Regions from separate parts of the Mus musculus genome. Here region 1 is linked to region 2. A link is a contact called in ENCODE Hi-C or POLR2A ChIA-PET data. All regions are on one chromosome and are shown on one strand. Each heading gives the region's core, a stretch centred on a gene start or an enhancer-like site at or near the end of the contact. The rest is flanking DNA. Distances are from core to core; before and after follow the strand shown. Region 1 holds the start of Ninj2 (ninjurin 2). Region 2 holds the start of Wnk1 (WNK lysine deficient protein kinase 1).

Evidence for each region. A loop is a pair of places that touch in the nucleus more often than their neighbours do. ChIA-PET counts read pairs that join two places held with the same protein, here RNA polymerase II (POLR2A).
Region 1: POLR2A ChIA-PET joins it to region 2 with 14 read pairs in embryonic stem cell. The contact joins the promoter of Ninj2 here to the promoter of Wnk1 in region 2. A Hi-C loop is called at or near these places in 10 of 37 maps with a recorded cell type or tissue (T-helper 1 cell, T-helper 17 cell, T-helper 2 cell and 3 more). POLR2A ChIA-PET finds 5 or more read pairs at or near these places in 3 of 5 experiments (all embryonic stem cell).

The regions. Positions count from the first base shown.
Region 1 is chr6:120,090,530-120,094,905 of GRCm38, reverse strand. It overlaps Ninj2 (ninjurin 2), which reads right to left and starts at 1,526. Exons shown (of 4, transcript NM_016718.2): 1 at 1,448-1,526. The coding sequence starts at 1,480.
Region 2 is chr6:120,036,803-120,040,627 of GRCm38, reverse strand. It overlaps Wnk1 (WNK lysine deficient protein kinase 1), which reads left to right and starts at 1,973. Exons shown (of 28, transcript NM_001199084.1): 1 at 1,973-3,754. The coding sequence starts at 2,996.

The DNA.
Region 1 (4,376 bases), core at 277-2,776, 55 kb before region 2:
ACTGAAAAGTCTAATTTGTTTAATCTCAATGATATGATGGTACTAGAACAGGTAAACCTGGAAGAGACCTGATTGGTGATTGTCAGGGCCTGGGAAGGGTAAATGGGTTGGTGGGGGAAGTAACTGTGGTACTGTAGGGGTGGAAACGGGTGGATTTGTGCTGACTCACAGTGGACACTTTGATGGAGGGACGGTAGGTTCTAGTTGGGGAATGTACTTTGCATGTGTAAGGGCAGGGTTTTTTCGGGAGTTCCCTGTTCCTTTAAGTGTACTATGAACCTAAACCTGCTCTAAATGCATTCCAAAAGTAGAGAGGATGCAGCAGAGAGACAGAGTGTGTGCTGAGCCTGTGGGAGGCCCTGAGTGTCCAAAATGGCAAACTCACACATCTTCCACAAGAGCAGGAAGCCGACCAATCTCTCCAGCTCAGGTCAAGCATATACTAGTTTGGGAGCTTGTGTTTAGTCTAAAGATCATGTTTTGGTATCAAACATTCTTGATCTTAAAAGTCCTTTCCTGGGGGCTAGAAAGATGGCTCAGTGGTTCAGGGCACTTGTTGCTCTTGCAGAGAGGGTCTGGGTTCAATTTCCATCAGTTCGCAGCAACCACGTGGTGGTTCATGACCATAAGTAATTCCAGTTCCTAAAAACCCAGCACTGTCCTCCGATCTCCACAGGTACCAGGCATGCATGTGGCGTAGATACAGATACAGGCAAAATACTCATAAACACAAAAATAAATCTAAAAAGGATTTTTTAGAAAGTCCTTTTCTGCCGTTTAATTGTCTGACTCTTGGAAAAGTTAACATGCAATTTACAGCTGATGCTACTCTGTCTGATTGGCTCTCTGCCCTTGCTAGAACCTTCCATTTTTTCTAGTGCCTTCCAGGCCTGTAACACCAAGGGCAGGACACCTGACTATCTTCCTAGTACGTGGTTGCCTACTTCATGCTGCTGTTGCCTGAATGAGACACTGTCTGTCCCACACAAGAGAGCCTTATAGACTCAGGTCTCAGAAAAGTTTAGGTTTTTCCAACCTATAAAAATATAGAGTTGGCCACTTGCCTCTCTTACTCTCTCTAAAACCCCAGCTTTGTATTTTCTTGTCTCTAAGAGGACAGCCAGCCGGGCAGCTCTCATGTAGCAGTCACTGTGCCAGGGCTTGGAGGAAAGCACTGCACAGAATATGAAATCATTTTCTGATAACACAGATCTTATTAGCTCTTTGACTAGAGGAAGCAGAGGCTGAGAGGAATTGAAATTTCACGTCTAACAACATGTGAGGAACCAGCCAGGGGTATCAAAATGGGACTAAAGAGCAAAGGCCAGTGTGTTCAGAGAAGGGGGTGAGGAAGAGAGAGAGAGTAGAGGTTGGGATGGCTATCAATGCCACCTTCACAACCGCTCCCAGGATCCCCCCACCCCTCTTGGCTTCCCACAGAACTTACTTGAAGGTGGATGGTTTCTCGGTCTGACTCCATCTTGCTGCCCTGGGGCCACTCGCCACCCTCCGAGTGTCTGCAGTTTGCGTGGATTTTTCAGCTGGGCAGTCTGGGCTTATGGCTCTTCTGAGGTGGGAGAAAGCGCTGCTGCAAGACAGACCAGCTATTCATCCGTGGATGTGGGATGCTTGGCTTGGCCTCAACCCCTGGGGGGAGGTGCACACGTGTGCGAGTGTCTGCCCCGCATGTGGCATATTGAGAGGTGGCCTTTTGAGTTGTCCCTCGAATCCCAGCCAGGCCATCTGAGGTGACTGGCGCCTGCCTGCTTTGAGGCAGTTAGGTTTGCTACTGAAAACATAATTCTGCATGTTTACCAAGGAAATCGGAGGACAGCTCTAACGGGGTTTTCACACAGCACACTAGTTGCTCAGAGTAGGGTGTCAGGTCACCAATCGTGGGATGGCTTCAGCCCAATCCCAAGACATGAGGTTCAGAGGTTTCTCCCTTCCTCTCCCTCGTTCTGTTTGTACCCTCCGTTCCTAAGAGAGGGAGAGAGGAGGGAGTAGCTTACCAGGTAGGATGCAAAGCTACAAGGTCAGTAATACAAATTGGTACCTTCGTCTTCTCTGAGCAGGACAGAGCTTTGAGAGCACAGGGGACGCTGCACCTTCAAATCCTCTTGACCAGGCCAGCAGCATTCCCCTCACTTATAAAAGAGAGCTAGGACAGTCAGACTTTTTTTTTTTTTTTGGAAACTGATTATTTCTTCTGTTTACCTTAGAACCTAAAACACTTCTGTCTTGTTCCTAGACCTGTTTTAGATCCAAACTGCTGTGGTGGGAGTCTGTGAGTGTGGTAGACGATGGCTGCCAGGGAGAATTTCCATTCAGGGTAATGGGAGGTGGGAATGGGGCAGGGCAGAGCTGGGCATTTATTCTTACCAGTCTCACATGGGAAAAGGAGAGGGGGTGGGGTTAGATGATGCCTGAGAATTATGTCAAGTGAACAAGATTACCCATCATGCCCTACCTCCCACAGCTATATATGTGTCAGTCAGCTTTCTGTCACCGTGACAACATCCTTAGGACAATCAATCCACCTTTGGTTCATGGGTACAGAGATTTCAGTTCTTGGTTGGCAGGCCCTGCTCTTTGGAGTGGGTAGCAGCAGGCCTAAATCATGTAAGAATGTGTTACAGAGGAAGTCTGTTCACCTCCTGGCAGCAGGGAGTAAATGGAAAAAGGGAGAGGGAAGGAAGGGTTCTAATACCCCTTCAAGAGCCGGCCCTCCAATAACCTAGCTTCCTCCCGCTGGCTCCCACCCACCCCCACTGCTTCCCATTAGCATGGTGATGACCAAATCTTCAACATAAGGGCTGTGGGAGAGGTTCACTATTCTGTCTGATAGGCGCTATCCTCAGTGCTTAGCATACACTGCTCTTCGTAATCATTCTGGAAGTTCCTTTCCATTCTTACCACTGTTTTATAGCAGAAGAAACTGAAGCCCAGGAGGCAAAGCAGGAGCTCAGGGTTGACCCAAGATTCGAACCCCAGAAATCTGGATCTCCATAAAGCACACATTTAGTTTAAAGAGGAGACACTTCCACACTCCCGAGGCCTGCTCTCCCTTCCTCTGCCTTCTTTCCCTCATAATTGAGGATGACAAAGGGAAGCCCAGCTCTTTTGTCTTTGTCTCATCATCTTCTGTGGAATTCTAGGATAATAACTCAAAGGGAGAGATAGAGAAACTTGAAAATCCTCTTTAGCGATAAAACCCATCAAAAATATTGTCTTGGAACAGTGAAGTGGATGGGTCAGAGGATCCAATCAAGCATGACAATGCACGTTAGGCCCTTGATAGACAGCCAAAGCAGTTCCTCCAAGCTGTGGCAAGCGGGTGGGGGTGGGGGGCTGGGAGTAGTAAGAAAAATAAAAGTTTTAATTATAGAATAAATAATATTTAAGAAACTAGTCTTACTAGAACTTCTCTTTTTAATTCAGCAGATGGCTATTCTTGTTTATTATAGAATTTTAAAAGCTAGAACTTTTTATTTGGGGAATCAGAAACAAAATATTAACCATTTCCTCCCCCCTTGCCTTCCTGTTTTGGCAATTTCCATTATCTTTTAACTTCATAAATGCATCTGGCTGGGGAGAGGGGAAACCAGAAGAAAATACAAAAGAGAAAAGCACCTGAATAAATTTCCAAAGAAATTTCCTTTGTAACGAGCTCATTGGCTGTAAGAGGAAACAGCTGTGATTGGTTAGGAACCTGCTCGGGTCGCCAGGTTTGCCCTGGATCTGAACCTTACCGGAGCACATAGGCATCACGTGGAAGGAAACAAGAAGCAGGATTTGGAAAGTGTTTTATCTCTCGGTCACATGGTGACCCTGCGCCAGGGGTCATCGTACTTCTTCTGTAGGAGGAAAAAGCAGCCTTACACTGTGAGTGAGTGAATGACGGTGGTAGCATTCCAATAAAACTTTATTAACAAAAACAGGCGCTCAGAGATTCTAAAACCAAGACCAGGTGTGGCCCGACAAATTGTATTCTGCCGAACCCTGTACACTTAAGTAGAAACATCTTTCAAGTCTAATTTTTATGGGTGTGACTACTGCTGATCTCTCATGAGCTGACACTGTGTTAAACTCTCTGGGGACATTCACGTTGTAAAGGACGGTCCTGAGACTTGTGAATGGCACTTCTGACATTTGGCTGTAGGGACATTTGCCCCACGTGGGAAAAGTTTCATCTTTTTTTTACTGTTAGGGTGATTTTTGTAGGGTGAAGTTCAAGAAAGATTTTTAGGGAAACTCTCTTGGGGAAGGTTTTTGTTTGAACACACTTGAATTTACCCTCATACCAACTTTAAGCAATCATGGGGGTGGGAGTATTAAATATGGTTGTAAAGAGGCAGAATTACAGAAGACAATAA
Region 2 (3,825 bases), core at 724-3,223:
AAATAAGAATAAGCAACAACGATAAAATTGTTTCAGAACCACCTGGACAGAAATATCCTAATTTCTTTTTATAGAAACAAACATACAATAAATAAAAAAAAAACTGTGATTTACTGGTCTTTTAAAAACCCACCACTGTATAATTAAGTTTCTTTGTGTTATAAACAAAGTTTTCTCTGGTAAAGCAACTTTGAGAAAATTATAATCAACAGTCTTAAGAAGTACAAGAAAAATGCACTTCATAGTTACTTCTTCATTTGCTGACATTAGATTTATCACTGGAGATAAACCACTAATTAAATGTACTAAAACAGACTTACCATTAATAAAGTGAACTAATGATTTTCTAAAACAGTAGAGCACTAATATTTCAGTATTCTTCCTGCCCCTTCTGCACTTGTATTTCAAACTGTTCACAACCTGCCTTCTTTATTAAATCTAACAGCCATAGGGTTCAAACAAACACTAAAACTTACATGGTAGATTTCGGCAAGAAAAAAAAAAAGGAAACGTGCTGACTTCTTTTTAAACGTTTCTGATAAGTTAATATTAATTGTATAGCAAGACTTCTCTATGCGAAGTTTATCTAGATACACTGAGTCAAGGAATCTTCCGTTTAGCCGCTTCCAAATCACTCAGAGATCCTCTCATATAGTCTTGGACAAGGAAAACGCGCTTCAGAGCTCGCTCCAGTCCTGGGCTGCGACTGCAGCGTATTCACGCTCGGGTGCGGTTGCGTACGTTTAAGCGCTTCCCGCTCTCACCGGTTGGGTTAAGACTTGTAACTGCCATCTGGCTCATAAATTTGGTTTCCTACTCTGTCTGGTGCCCCCTGGTGCTCATCACAACTATAATCTTACGTAGTAGCAAAGGTGGTCCAGGAAGCACTAAAGATATTTTGAAGAGAAGAATTCCATTACTGTAAACTGCACGGATCTAGGTTTCCGGAGATCCGCGCCTTGGTATAAATTACATATGTGTACATATGCAAGTGTAGTACAGAAAGGGGATGTTTTACTGAGCCACCGAGGCAGGGTATAAGAAAACAAAAGGAAAATAATTTTTACTCAAATATAGAGGCAAAAGTCAACTATGTCCTCTCAAGTTTGTAATCAAAGATTAAAGATGTAGAATATCTTCGAACTCGACCTCCTCCCATGCTTGTCACCCGCCTCTCCCCGCCCCCTACACCTCCCGTTCCCGTTAAGTTTCCGGCAAAGCAAAGAGGTTCGCTCTGATCCTGGGTTTTATTTAGTAGGCAGCCCATCTTTGCAGCCAAAGTACTTGTTTGGAAACTGGAGATGAGCATGCGGCTTTAGTTGTTGTGAAGAAGAGAAGGATGGAATATATTTTGTTTACCCTCACCCATCTAATCAACAGTGATGGTATGTGCACTCTTCACAAAGTTTTCTGGGAGTCTTCGAATTCAGGCTCAGGTTATTCAGCTTTACCTCCTTCTCCACTCCCACACCCCTAGTCACAACACTAAGGAGGCTCTCCATTAAAGACGAACAACATCATTTTTCATTGCATGGCAGCTCTACGAGCTATCTAAGCAGAACATGACGGAAGTCTCTCATTCTCTCCTTTCTTTTCTTCTCCTTTCTTCTCTTCTTTTGCAATTGATTCCTAAATAATGATTTTGATAGCGAGCACTGAGTTTGGAACGGAATTGAGCGACCCACGATGACGCTCCCATCAGGCTTTCAGATGGGGCGGTTTTCAAAAAAAGGAACTACAATTCCCAGGAGGCACCAGGCTAGAGCAATCGCAGGGCATCACGGAAGTAGTAGGCGCGTTCCTCCCGGGTTCCTTTCACGGTTTTCACCGCGAAACTACAAATCCCATCGTGCCTCGAGCTCGGCACGCCTGCGCGAGAGCCCCCCGAGCGCGATGTGGGCGGGGCCGCCCCGGGCGGCGGGGGGCGGGGTCCAAGCGGGCTGTGTGGAGGCTTCAGACATCGGCGCCATTTAAAGCGGAGAGTTTTCCCGGGCGGACGCGCTCCTTCTGCTCGGCTATTCCGTACTCCCTTCTTCGCTGACAGAAGGCGCCTAGTGGGGTGACTGCTCTTTTTCTCTCCCTCTCCCCCTCCTCCCAGTTCTTTCGGTCTCCTCTCCTCCTGGCCAGAGAAGTAGCGGAGCCCGGGCCCCGCGGTGAGCGGCCCTCCCCTCCCCACAGTTCCCTCCCTCCTCTGCCCCCGGCGCCGGCCAGAGAGGGGAAGAGGTTCGCCAGGCCCGGGGCGGGCGGGGAGGCCTCGGGGACGGGGGGGGCCGCTCCTCAGGCTTCGAGGCTTCGAGGCTTCGGCCCTCAGCATCTAGTGATGGGCGCCCTCTGAGACTGGTCCCCTCTCCGGGGCGCGTGCTGCCTGAGGCGGCGGCCGAGCGAGCGAGCGAGCGAGCGAGCGACCGGGAACCCGGGCCGCGGCCCTCCTTCCCCTGCGCGGCCCCTCCCACTCCTGTGCCCCGGGCTGCCACCGCCCGGCGTCGGGGCTCGTCCCTCGCGCGCTGTGCCTCCGCCCTCAGGGCCTATCCCGCCGTGCTCGGCGGGCGGGCGGCGACGGCGGCAGCGGCAGCGGAGGGAGCTTAGCCGTCTTCACTTGGGTCGCATCCTCTCGCCCAGGAGCCAATTCCGCGCCCTGCTCCTCATGACTGCGGCGCTTCTGCTGCCCCAGCCCTACCGGCCTCCGCTCGCTGCAGGATGGATGCGGACTGTGCGGCGCTAACCCCCGTGGCTCCGCTCCCTCCTAGCCCGCCGACGAGCCCGCCCCGTGAGCCGCAGCAGCTTCGGTGCCAGCAGCAGCAGCCGCCGCAGCAGCCGGACTCAGTGTCCCGCGTCGCCCTCGGGGCGCCTTGTCAGTGCTGAGTGGGAGTCGTCCGGTGGTTCGGAGCCCGCCGTAGGAGCGCTGCCCAGCACTTCTTGGTGGCTTCTCCGGGTCACCCTTTTCCCTTTTCATTCATAAATCCGAGCCCGCATTCTTCACTCCATCGGACCGACCATGTCTGACGGTGCCGCCGAGAAGCAAAGCGGCACTCCGGGCTTCCTTACGCCTCCGGCGCCCGTCCCCAAGAATGGCTCAAGCTCCGATTCTTCCGTGGGCGAGAAACTGGGGGCTACGGTCGCCGACTCGGGAGTTGGCAGGACGGAGGAATATCGGCGCCGCCGGCACACTATGGACAAGGACAGTCGTGGGGCGGCCGCCACCACCACCCCCACGGAGCACCGATTCTTCCGCCGAAGCGTCATCTGCGACTCCAATGCCACCGCGTTGGAGCTGCCGGGCCTCCCTCTCTCTATCCCGCAACCTAGTGTACCTGCAGTGGTGCCCCAGAGTGCTCCACCCGAACCTCACAGAGAGGAAACTTTGACCGCCACCGTTGCTTCCCAGGTGTCTCAGCAACCCTCGGCTGCTGCCTCCCCTGGGGAACAAGCCGTTGTAGGCTCGGCCACCACGACCGTCCCCAGCAGTACCAGCAAAGACCGCCCGGTGTCCCAGCCCAGCCTCGTGGGGAGCAAAGAGGAGCCACCGCCGTCCAGAAGTGGAAGTGGCAGTGGTGGCGCCAGCGCCAAAGAGGCGCAGGAGGATAGGAGCCAGCAACAGGATGATATCGAAGAGCTGGAGACCAAGGCAGTGGGAATGTCCAATGACGGTCGCTTTCTCAAATTTGACATCGAAATCGGCAGAGGCTCCTTTAAGACAGTCTACAAAGGTCTGGACACCGAAACCACTGTGGAAGTCGCCTGGTGTGAATTGCAGGTAATGCCCCACCCCCTTTTTTCTTATTCGGTCGTTTGGATCCCAAATTTGGCTCTGTTAAGCCAGTTTGT